Regions from separate parts of the Homo sapiens genome. Here region 1 is linked to region 2. Evidence: chromatin contacts called from ENCODE Hi-C or POLR2A ChIA-PET data. All regions are on one chromosome and are shown on one strand. The core of a region is the stretch at or near the end of the contact, and the rest is flanking DNA. Distances in the headings are between cores, read along the strand shown.

What was found. A loop is a pair of places that touch in the nucleus more often than their neighbours do. ChIA-PET counts read pairs that join two places held with the same protein, here RNA polymerase II (POLR2A). Pooled maps may share reads with other maps.
Region 1: a loop to region 2 is called in a map of HepG2, with 4 times the contacts of the local background. The contact joins the enhancer-like site here to the promoter of TSPAN7 in region 2. A Hi-C loop is called at or near these places in 3 of 168 maps with a recorded cell type or tissue (HepG2, heart left ventricle and heart right ventricle) and 5 of 50 pooled maps. POLR2A ChIA-PET finds 5 or more read pairs at or near these places in 2 of 52 experiments (T-cell and WTC11).

Annotation. Positions count from the first base shown.
Region 1 is chrX:38,635,924-38,640,796 of GRCh38, reverse strand. The region is part of intron 1 of TSPAN7 (tetraspanin 7); the gene reads right to left. Among named protein-coding and RNA genes, the nearest start is that of TSPAN7, 77 kb to the right of the region's middle. Within about 2 kb of position 3,161, at least 2 of the 41 ENCODE cell types and tissues checked have a DNase peak (open chromatin) inside an H3K27ac peak, as active enhancers do.
Region 2 is chrX:38,558,907-38,564,061 of GRCh38, reverse strand. It overlaps TSPAN7 (tetraspanin 7), which reads right to left and starts at 2,520. Exons shown (of 8, transcript NM_004615.4): 1 at 2,435-2,520. The coding sequence starts at 2,515. RefSeq lists an enhancer at 1,919-2,420.

The DNA.
Region 1 (4,873 bases), core at 1,912-4,411, 76 kb before region 2:
TGAGATAGATCTTTCTCCAATCTTTCCTTCCTACACAGTAAATGCCAGACTTCTTATAATTTAATTTTAAATGCATATTCTGTAGTTAAATGTTAGCATTTTAAGAGAGAAAATACCTTTAAAAGGCAATAAAATAGTGACTCTTCTTAAAGAATATGTGATTTAATCAAGTCAGCTTTGGCAAGGGAAGGAAGGGCTTGCTTGTTGAGGAGATGTCCACTGAAAGTCTCTCTCTCATCACAAACAGAAAATTTCCAGGCTTCTCCTTGAACAGTAAATGCTGTGGACAAAGAGCTTTGGGGTAAAGTTGGCCTGGGTTCCATTTCAGGCTTTATCAGATAGGTAATAAGTACCTAGCTGATTTGAGTACAATCTCACTGAGCCTCAGTTTCCATATCTGTAAACACAATAAGATGCAATCTTGGGAGTTGCCCTTTTGTTCTCATATTTCGCTATTATGCTATTTATGAGTTTTGAAAGCGGGTGAGGAAGAAGCCAGGAGAAGCAGAAACATGTTAAATGTGGAGTCCAGCACAGAGAAGGGGCTAAAGAAATGGTAGTTTCCCTTCCCCTAAAAGAAAGGCACCCTAAACATTCAATCCTGAAAAACTAAATTTCAATTACCTTCAGGCTTCTAAAATGCAATGAAAATTCAGTTTTCACACCATCATGTTTTAAACCTACTTCTCCTTCTCCTGGCATCCTCCTTGCTCCATTTCAAAACCCATGAAGGCACATGACAGTAAAATATGGGACAGATCCATTGTAGTACAAAACTGTCCATTTTTACTTGGGTATATATTTTTTAAAATCCTATCTCATTCATGGCTGAGTTTTCTAGAAGAATCCAGAAAGAAGAATCTAGAAAAATCTAGAAGAATTCTGGTAAATAGAATCACAATTAGAAAATAAGTGGTCCTCATATGAAATGTGGCAATTACAATGAAAGTGAGAAAAAAAATACTCTCATCCCTTTAGGACATGAATCATTGCTCAGAGATGAGGGAAAGACTAAGCCTGAACTTGAAGTTGCCAAAGCAGACCCCACTGATGAAGACAGTGCATACATTCTCACCCAAACCAAAGAAGAAGCAATAGAACCATCCCATAAGAACCGCAACCCAAGAACGGGTCATATTTACATCTAACAGTAACCCAGTATGTGGCAGAATGTGATGTGCCAAGAGAGAGACAACCATGTGCCACAAGAGTACAGAGAGCAGGAAATCACTTCTCACCAGGAAAAGCAAAAAAAGATTTCACAAAAGGTGGGATTCAAACTAGGGCCTACGAGATAGAATGGATTCTGATGGCTGGGGATGAACAAGAGAGAATATTCCAGGCAGAAGGGAAAATATAAGAACCAAATCAGACGATGTAAAGTGGCCATCTCACATGGCATATGAATGCTGGACTTGTGTGCTACGCTCAGTGGAATCCCCTCTCCACCACTCACAGGTATGTGACCTTGGACAAGTTACATAACTTCCTTAGTACCCAGTTTATTTTTTTTCTCTGTAAAAGGGGGATGACAACAGACACCTCAGGGGGGCTGTTACAAGGATCAGATGAAATAATGTAAAGTAAATCACTTAGGTCTGTGACTAACACTAAATGCCCAATAACCCAGAGTTGCTGCTATTCTTATCTCATTATCACACGAGAAGTCCCTTCTAAAGACTAAATAAACATGCCTTTGAGGAGACTTTCTAGATGTGGCTGGGGAGAGCTTGCTAAAACAATTCCTTATCCATATAATCAGTCAGAGGCAAAGGGTGTCGTAAAGATAGCTAAATATATTTCTCCATGTACACTAGGAGGCTTCTTTCTACCTATTAAAGCATGAAAAGAAAAGACACTTCGTCTTTCCCCAGCAAAGTCCCTGCTTGCTGTATGTCTTAAACCCCTGCATTCCAGAGAAAAGCCTTGAATATCCAAAATGCTTACAGAGCATCATACTGGGCTAAATTGAATTTTCTTATTAACCAAGAATTAATAGAAGACCAATTTGTCTTAATTCAAAAAAATCTGAAGCCCATGAGTACACCCCTTGCCTTAGAACATGCAGTGTGGCCATAATTTAATCTGTCTTTAATGATTTAAGACCTGGAGTGCCCAAGGCCCATATAATTAAGGAAGGTTCCACACAATTGAGGCTTTGCAGAGCAGGAGCTGGCCCAACTTTAAAGGCAAGCTGATGGGAATGGTAGGTACTTTGAGACTAAGGTAGAAGATAGGGCTCTACAATCAGGGGCTTCCAGACTTGACCACGATCTACATAAAAAATCAGATTTATGCTGAATATCCATATACGTACACATATACAGCTTAAACATGGCTTTCTCAAAACAATACTTACCCTCACTATGAGCATGTATTCTATTTTCTACTCCATTGTATTCAATATTTTAAAATGTTGATCATGACTCACTAAGATGATCTTTGTAACCCACAGTGTGAAAAACCTTTTTATAGGTAGCACTCAGATTGTACCATAGGGGGCCTGCCCTGTGATTTTGGAGAGAGAAAGTCACATAGGGTGAAGGAGGTAAGTCAATACAATTTCAATTTTTTAAAAATGGGCAGAAGATTAAAGACTGTAGCATTTTACCAGAAGTGGGAAGTTAGCGGGGAGAGAGGTATAGCTCCCTAACGTGCAGTTGTAGGAAGGTGCTCATTCTCCCTGCTTTGCAGAGTTAGCCAGGGACCCATGCCATGCCCTACAAAGTAGGGGTACATAGTGTGGAATCCTTAACACTTTCATTAATAGGCCAATCATGGGTGGCTGCCTATAGGGTGCTCTCTGGTGGCTCCAGGTCTGATGTAACAGTCAGTGAAGTCCCCCGGGGCTGGAGCAATCTGTTACCTCTTGAGGGGCCTATAGCGTACACTAATATTGACACATCCTTCTGCTGCAAAATAAGCTAAAAATCACTAAAATATGAAAATATTTTTTCACTTATTCAACTGTCACATATGTCTGTGGGAACCCCAAGTACACCAGAGGCACTTCTCCACAAAGAAGCTTCTATCAATGGGAAGCCTAGTGTGTCACGGACCACCCGTGTGGCACAGCACTGCCATCCAGGGAAAATAAACTTGCAACTAGGAGAAAACCATTGGCAGCCATCCACGTTGGCAAACTGCTGTGTGCATGTGGCACATGGGAAGATTCCTATCAGCAGGGGCTTACTCTCCTGTGGGGAAAGATGGCTGGGTTTCAAGAGGCACTGGGAAGGAAAAAGTGAGTTCAGCAGCCTCAACAATAACTAAGCAGCACATGAAGGAAAACAAGCTCTGCTGAGCTGGGCCACCCAAGGGATCTGGGGTTGAACTGAAGCAATGATAGCCATGACATTTCTAAGTCTAGGAGCAAGGACACAAGATTATATATCTCTTTTAGAATAGACTGGCCTTGAGCGTGTAAAACGGAAGCAAACTGGGGAGGGAGTTTTAGAGGAAGCAAATATTTGCCATGGTGCACAAGGTTAAAGCAACATCAGAATAACTGTATTCATGGGAACATACAGGTCATATGAATTAAAAACAGTATTTTTGGAATTTTACAGGAAGGAAATCTGCCCACTAGAATACCCAAAGGCCAATTTGCAAGACACCAACAGCAGCAGTAAGCTGAAATCCTAACCAGGACACAGGAACTTCCAGGGTTGCTAGCTAAGGAAACACCTCCCAGAAAGTCAGGATGTAACAATGAGCCTCAATTATGAAGGGGTTATTTCTTACATAGTCGTGTGCTTTGTAACATCTTGGCTATTTGTCCCGTGATGTTTCTTCAACAGGACTGTAGTTTTATTAGAGAAATTATGGACAAAAAGAAATCCGGCCAGGCGTGGTGGCTCACGCCTATAATCCCAGCACTTTGGGAGCCCACGGCTGGCGGATCACCTGAGGTCAGGAGTTCGAGACCTCCTTTTTGTACTAAAAATACAAAAATCAGCTGGGAGTGGTGGCAGATGCCTGTAATCCCAGCTACTCCGGAGGCTGAGGCAGGAGAATTGCTTGAACCCGGGAGGCGGAGGTTGCAGTGAGCCAAGATCGCGCGATTGCACTCCAGCCTGGGTGACAGAGTGAGACTCTGTCTGACTAAAAAAAAAAGAAAAAAGAAAGAAAGAAATCCCTGCCCTACCCCTCATGCTGATTCTGTCACAGGGTATACAGTCTTGGCCTCTGTGGGCCTGCCTCCCACCAGGTGACTCAGCACTGTCCTCTACTGCTGGTGTTGTCTTTCACTTCTGCTCAATATGATAGCCTTGGGGCTGGAGTTCCACCATTTTCCATGATGCTCTGATCTTTGAGTTCATTCTCATCCAAAACTTATCTTGGGGATTTGCTTAGCAGTCTCACTGATCCTAAGTGCAAGAAATTTGATTTTGAACAGGGACAACTGTTTGAACAGAAAGTAACTTGCAATTTTAAATGTTTCTCTACGAGAAGAGAATGAGTAACGGTTATTCACTCAAAGTCAGGGTGATAGTTATGAAAGAATTTTGTATGAGCAAGGGAAAAGAAAACAATAAAAGAAAATGGCTTCTGTCCTGCTGTTAAGTAGGTTGACTTATTAAACAGTGGACAGGGCAGGTATACTTAGCTGTTCTGATCAACAGTGAGAGGTTTATTGCACTCAAATGTGGCCTGATTCTGGGGTATAGCCCCCTTATGTTTTGCAAAATAAATAAATAAATAAATAAATAAATAAATAACAAAATGAAAAAAAACCCTAATTAGCAAATGCATAAAATTAATGGGGCTACAAAGAAGGACTTTTAAAAGTTTCACCTGAAAATGAATAATAGAATCCTTTGCCAGAAATGGGAAGTTTGTGATGAACTTCATGGGGTACTACTCATAAAGG
Region 2 (5,155 bases), core at 1,271-3,770:
GACTGGGGTGATGGTTGCACATATCTATGAATATACTAAATATACAGAAATATATACCACTTATATACTAAAATATGTGCTACTTATACTAAAACTCACTGAATCGTATACTTTAAATAGGTGGCTTTTATGGCATATGAATCATGCCTCAATAAGGCTACTTAAAAATAACGTCTTGTTTAAAATATCCTCACACATCCGAAGAGATCTTATTCTTTTGGTTGTAAGTATGAAATGATTACAACAACCAAAGCCAGAACTGGCTTTGGTATTTAAACTATTGAAAATGTTCCAGGTTAACATTTAAGACTATGAAAATCTTGAAAGTAGAAAAAATTAAAATGAAGGCATCAAGGAACTTCCGGAGGACATAAAATGCAGTGATTGTTTAAGATGTATTGGGGGCATTAAGTAATTAGATTCATAGGGGTGGAATGTAAGCAAGGAGAGTTAAAGTGCTCATATGAAAAGCCTCAGCCTGGAAGACCCCCTTCTTTACCAGCTTGCAGTGATTCTGAAAGAACAATATTTCTTCATGTGCACTGTTAACCTTATTTTTAAGGAAGATAAAAATACCTCCCCCCTCCCAATATGATTCACTCCAGTAACAAATAGGAAGTCAAGTAAATGATAAAGGGCCAAACAAAAAGAGATTTAAGGAAACACATAAAAAGCTAAACCAGTTCCCAGGAATGGCTACTGGGAAGTTTCAGCAATCAGCATGTGTTACTGCTTTTTACAGGCAGAGCATAAGATGATATGATCTGTGCATAGCTCACAATTCCACTACTGAGACATTTCAACCTGTGTCGTTGTCAGTCCAAATAAAGTCCGTTTCTGTGTTTGCCTTGTGCAATATGCCAGTTAATCTATCCTAGCTCATTGCAGAGCTCCTGGTATGTGTGGTCTGGGGAGTCCATACCTTCCCTGACTTGAAGAACCACCAACGCCAGCGATAAGGAAATGTCCGGGTGCATTAGGAATATTTTTGATCCTCAATAAATCTCTGCTTCTTCCTTGACCATTGCAAACAGTCCGGTTTGCCATCTAGCTGATTCTCGGTACCTCATACAGCACTGTGCTCCAGTTTCAAAGCAAAAATAGGGCTAATATATGGTGGTGGGTGAGGGGCGGGGGTGAGGGGTGCAAGAAGAAAACAAGCAAAGGTTGAACTGGCTTTTCCTACAGAGCCTCAGATTTCAAAATGACTGCCGTAGAAGCTAAAATGACCCAGATTTGGGGGACAAGGGGGGAAGAGGGTCGATATTCATTCCCCTGCGGGGTAGCTGTAGCTTGATTATGGGCGTAAGGAACTAGGGAAGACGGGGTCACCGACATGAAAAGAGAAATAACAGGGAATGGTCTTTAAGTACCACGCACCTCTCTCAGTGAATCACTGCAGTGTCAGCCCTGCACTGATTCCATGATTTGCCAAACAGGATGAGGTAAGGCACAAGCCTGGAGCCCCCTCCTCCTCCTCCTCCTCCCCCTCCTCCTCCTCCCCCCTCCCCCGCGCAGAAAGGCGCATCCCTCCGCGAGGTGCACCACGCAGCCCCCCGCGGCCCTGGCTGAGGGGTGACGTCACCCTTCTGCATTGAGCTTCAAGGACCGGCGGCAGCACTGGATAGATGGGGAGTAGAGTTGGGGCGCTATCTCTATCACCAAGTGGAGGGGACCCTCTGCCAGGGCGCTGCGGATTGTGCTCATGCAGTGACAGAACCACCAGATAGGGAGTGTAAGGATGCAGGGAGGTGGGAAAGGAATCCAAAGACTCATCTCTTGGGTCACCAAGAAACCTCAAAGATGCCCCCGGCTTATGTAAGACCCTCTCCCTTTCGTGCGCCTCCACGCGGTGACAACGCCTGCTCCCCATCGTGCGCTTGGGAGACTTCGGTCGCCCTTGCCCAGCCAGGCAGGCACGGTGCTTCTGGTGCCTCCCTCCCGCAGCCCCGTGGGGTCAGGAATAACTGGGAATCTGAGATTAAACCCCACGCTCCCGTGTCCTCTCCTAGCCCGCCACAGGTTAGCTCCAAGAGGCGCCGCGAACCGGCTGGTAGGGGAAGGGAGAGAAAGGTGTACAGCGAGGAAAACAGACGAATAAACCCGCAACTTTCCCCAGGAGCTGACCCTATCCCGGGAGATTATAAAAGAAACTAATGCATTAACATTTTTTTTTTGGAAGGTCGACAACCTGCAGTCACCGACACTCCGCAGCCCCTTGCAGCCTGCGCGGAGCGAGGTCTAGGGTTCCAGCAGCCCCGACCCGCACCCTGCCATCCTGCAGCCCCGACCCAGCACCCCGCGCCTGTCTCCTTAAAGAGGGGTCCCAGATTTGATTTTTGGTTTGGGTTTTCCTCCCCACTTCTTTTCTCAGAGCATCATCATACGGACCGATGGACAGCGACTCGGCCACCGGCCCGGCGTGGGCACTTACCCAGAAGACGAAGGAGTAGATGATGAGGAGGGTTTTGAGACAGGTTATCACAGGTTTGGTCTCCATTCTCCTCGATGCCATACTACAGAGCTCCGGCGGCGGCGGCGGCGGCGGCAGGCGGCGGGCGGGCGCGCGGGAGGGGGAAGAGGCGGGGCGGGGCGGGGCGGCGCGGGGCGGGGGCGCGTGCCGCGAGAGGCCTCGTGAGCGCGCAGGCGAGGCCGTGCGCGTGCGTGAGCGCGCACCGCGCGGGGCTCCTACTGAAAAAGCCGGGCCGGGCAGTGACTGCGCATGCGGGAAACGCCGCCCGCGTTCGCAATACTGCGCAGGCTTAGACCCCCAGCGGAGGAGGGAGGCGAGGCCAGGCGAGGCCAGGCGAGGCGACACGGGGCGCGGCAGGACAGTGGGGAGGGAATGGGAGAATTTAGAGGCCGGGTCAGAGGTCACGGGAACCTCTCCCAGTCCGCCCTGGCATTTAGATTTCTGCTTTGTACACAGTTGGGCGTTACATTTGCAGGTATGCCTGCACCTGGCTATGGGAAGTTTATGGGTGCCCCGCTGCCCATCAGTCACGTTTCTGCATTTTGACACCCCCCAGGGCCTTCTCACATGGAAATGGCCCCGTAGTCATGTCCTTGGCAACCAGCAGGCCTTGTTTGTGCCAGGAACAGACAGGTGGCCAGAGATACAGCTGGAGGGATGGGCAGGAACGCCGGAGCTCAGACAGACCCCAAATCCTCGCCACCACAGGTATCTGCAGGCTCCTCCATTTTTCAGATTTGTCTTACATTTTGAAATAATAAAACGAAATGACAAGAAAGGTCTGTATGAGGCGTCATTCTTGCTGCGCATACAATGTTTAACAGAATACAGAAAAATGTTTAATATGCCTGAGAATCATTTGCAGCGCGCTAACAAGTACAGTCCACCTCCCTCCTGTAAAGGAAAGCTGCATTGAGGTCAAAAAATAATGTTCACAACCAATTTGGAGTTCCTCAAAAAGTTGAACAGAGTTTGCATATGATCTAGCAACTCCATTCCTGGGTATTTACCCAAGAGAAATGAAAATATATGCCCACACAAAACCATATACATGAATGTTTATAGCGGCATTATTCACAATAGCCAAAAATTGGAAACAACTCAAATATCCGTCAGCTGATGAGTGGATGACCAAAATTCGGTGCCTCCATACAACGGAAAATTATTCGGCCACAAAAAAGAATGAAGTACTACTGGTAAATGCTGCAACGTGGATGAACCTTGAAAATATGCTAAGCGAAAGACGCCAGACACAAAAGACCACATATTGAATGATTCATGTATAGGAAATATCCAAAATAGACAAATCCATAGAGACAAAAGAGATTAGTGGTTGCAGCGAGTGGGAGGCAGGAATGAGGTGACTTTTAATGGGTAAGCGGCTTCTTTTTAGAGTAATGAGAATGTTCTAGAATTACATAGTGATGATGGTTGCACAATACTGTGAATTACTAAAAACCACTGAGTTGTATACTTTAAGAGGATGACTTTTATGATATATTAATTATATCACAATAAAAACGTACATTCCACCCAGATATGGTTTGTAGAGGAACACACAGATTCAGTGGGAGATTTAGCTTGATTGCTAAGAGACTAGTCAAAAACAGCAACACTATCACAGGTTAACTCAATCGTGGATGATGATGTTAAGGATACATATTTGTGAAAGAGTGAAAAACAGAGTCAATAAGGCTTGGGAAAAGCCTGCTAAGGTCAGTTGTTACAGGAGTAATTATTACCTCTATCCAGTTATATGTGGTCTCAGGTCAATAAGGTAACTGTATGAACAGGACAAAAATATGAGGAAGAGGAGAACCTGTTTAAGGAAATTGTCAACTATAACAAAAAGGTATGTGGGCATACAAGGGTGGAATATAGGTGCAGGTGAAAGAAGGGACAGGTTGAGCAAGGTGTCTGTTATAAAGGGGTCTTGGCACACTGATTCTCGATGCTGGGTGCTCATTTGCATCACCTGGTGTTTTAAAACAATTATGAATGCCTGTGCCCAATCCCAGCTATTTGGAGTCATTTGGTGTGGGGTGAAAGCTCCGCGTTTTAGAAGCTCTTCAGGTGGTCTGAATATTAAGCAAGAGTTGAGGGGCATTGCCCCATACTGCAATGAACTTAAACCCAACTTCAGAGAGGAGCTTTCTCTTTCATTCTTACAGACTCCAGGCTGATTCCAACTGCTGCAGCAGCAGGGAAAGGATACTGAAGACTTCAAGCCCAGTGGGTATCCTTAGCATCAAAAGATCTTGGCCATGTATAATTATTTTGTAAAGAGGTCAGAAATCTCAATGTTCAGCCCAACAGTGACACTGCTAAGCATCATAGATAATTTGGTGAGTTAATATATGACATTCACAGAAGACACCCATCAGTTTAAGCTAACTCACCGTCTCACAGTTTGGAGCATTTTTGGAATATCTCTTAGGTCCAGATTCTTGAAAACTTGGACTGTTCTAGCAAAAATAAACCATTTAAATATAAAGATAAATATGAATATTCAGTAATGTAATTAGTAGATAAATTAACATAGCTTGTAGCTAGATCCTTGCTCTCCAATTGTGGCCCATGACATATATATAGGGTGACAAGCCATCCCAGTTTGCCCAGGACTGAGGGGTTTCCCTGCATTCAGGATTTTCATTGCTAAAACCAGGAAGGCCTTGCGCAAAC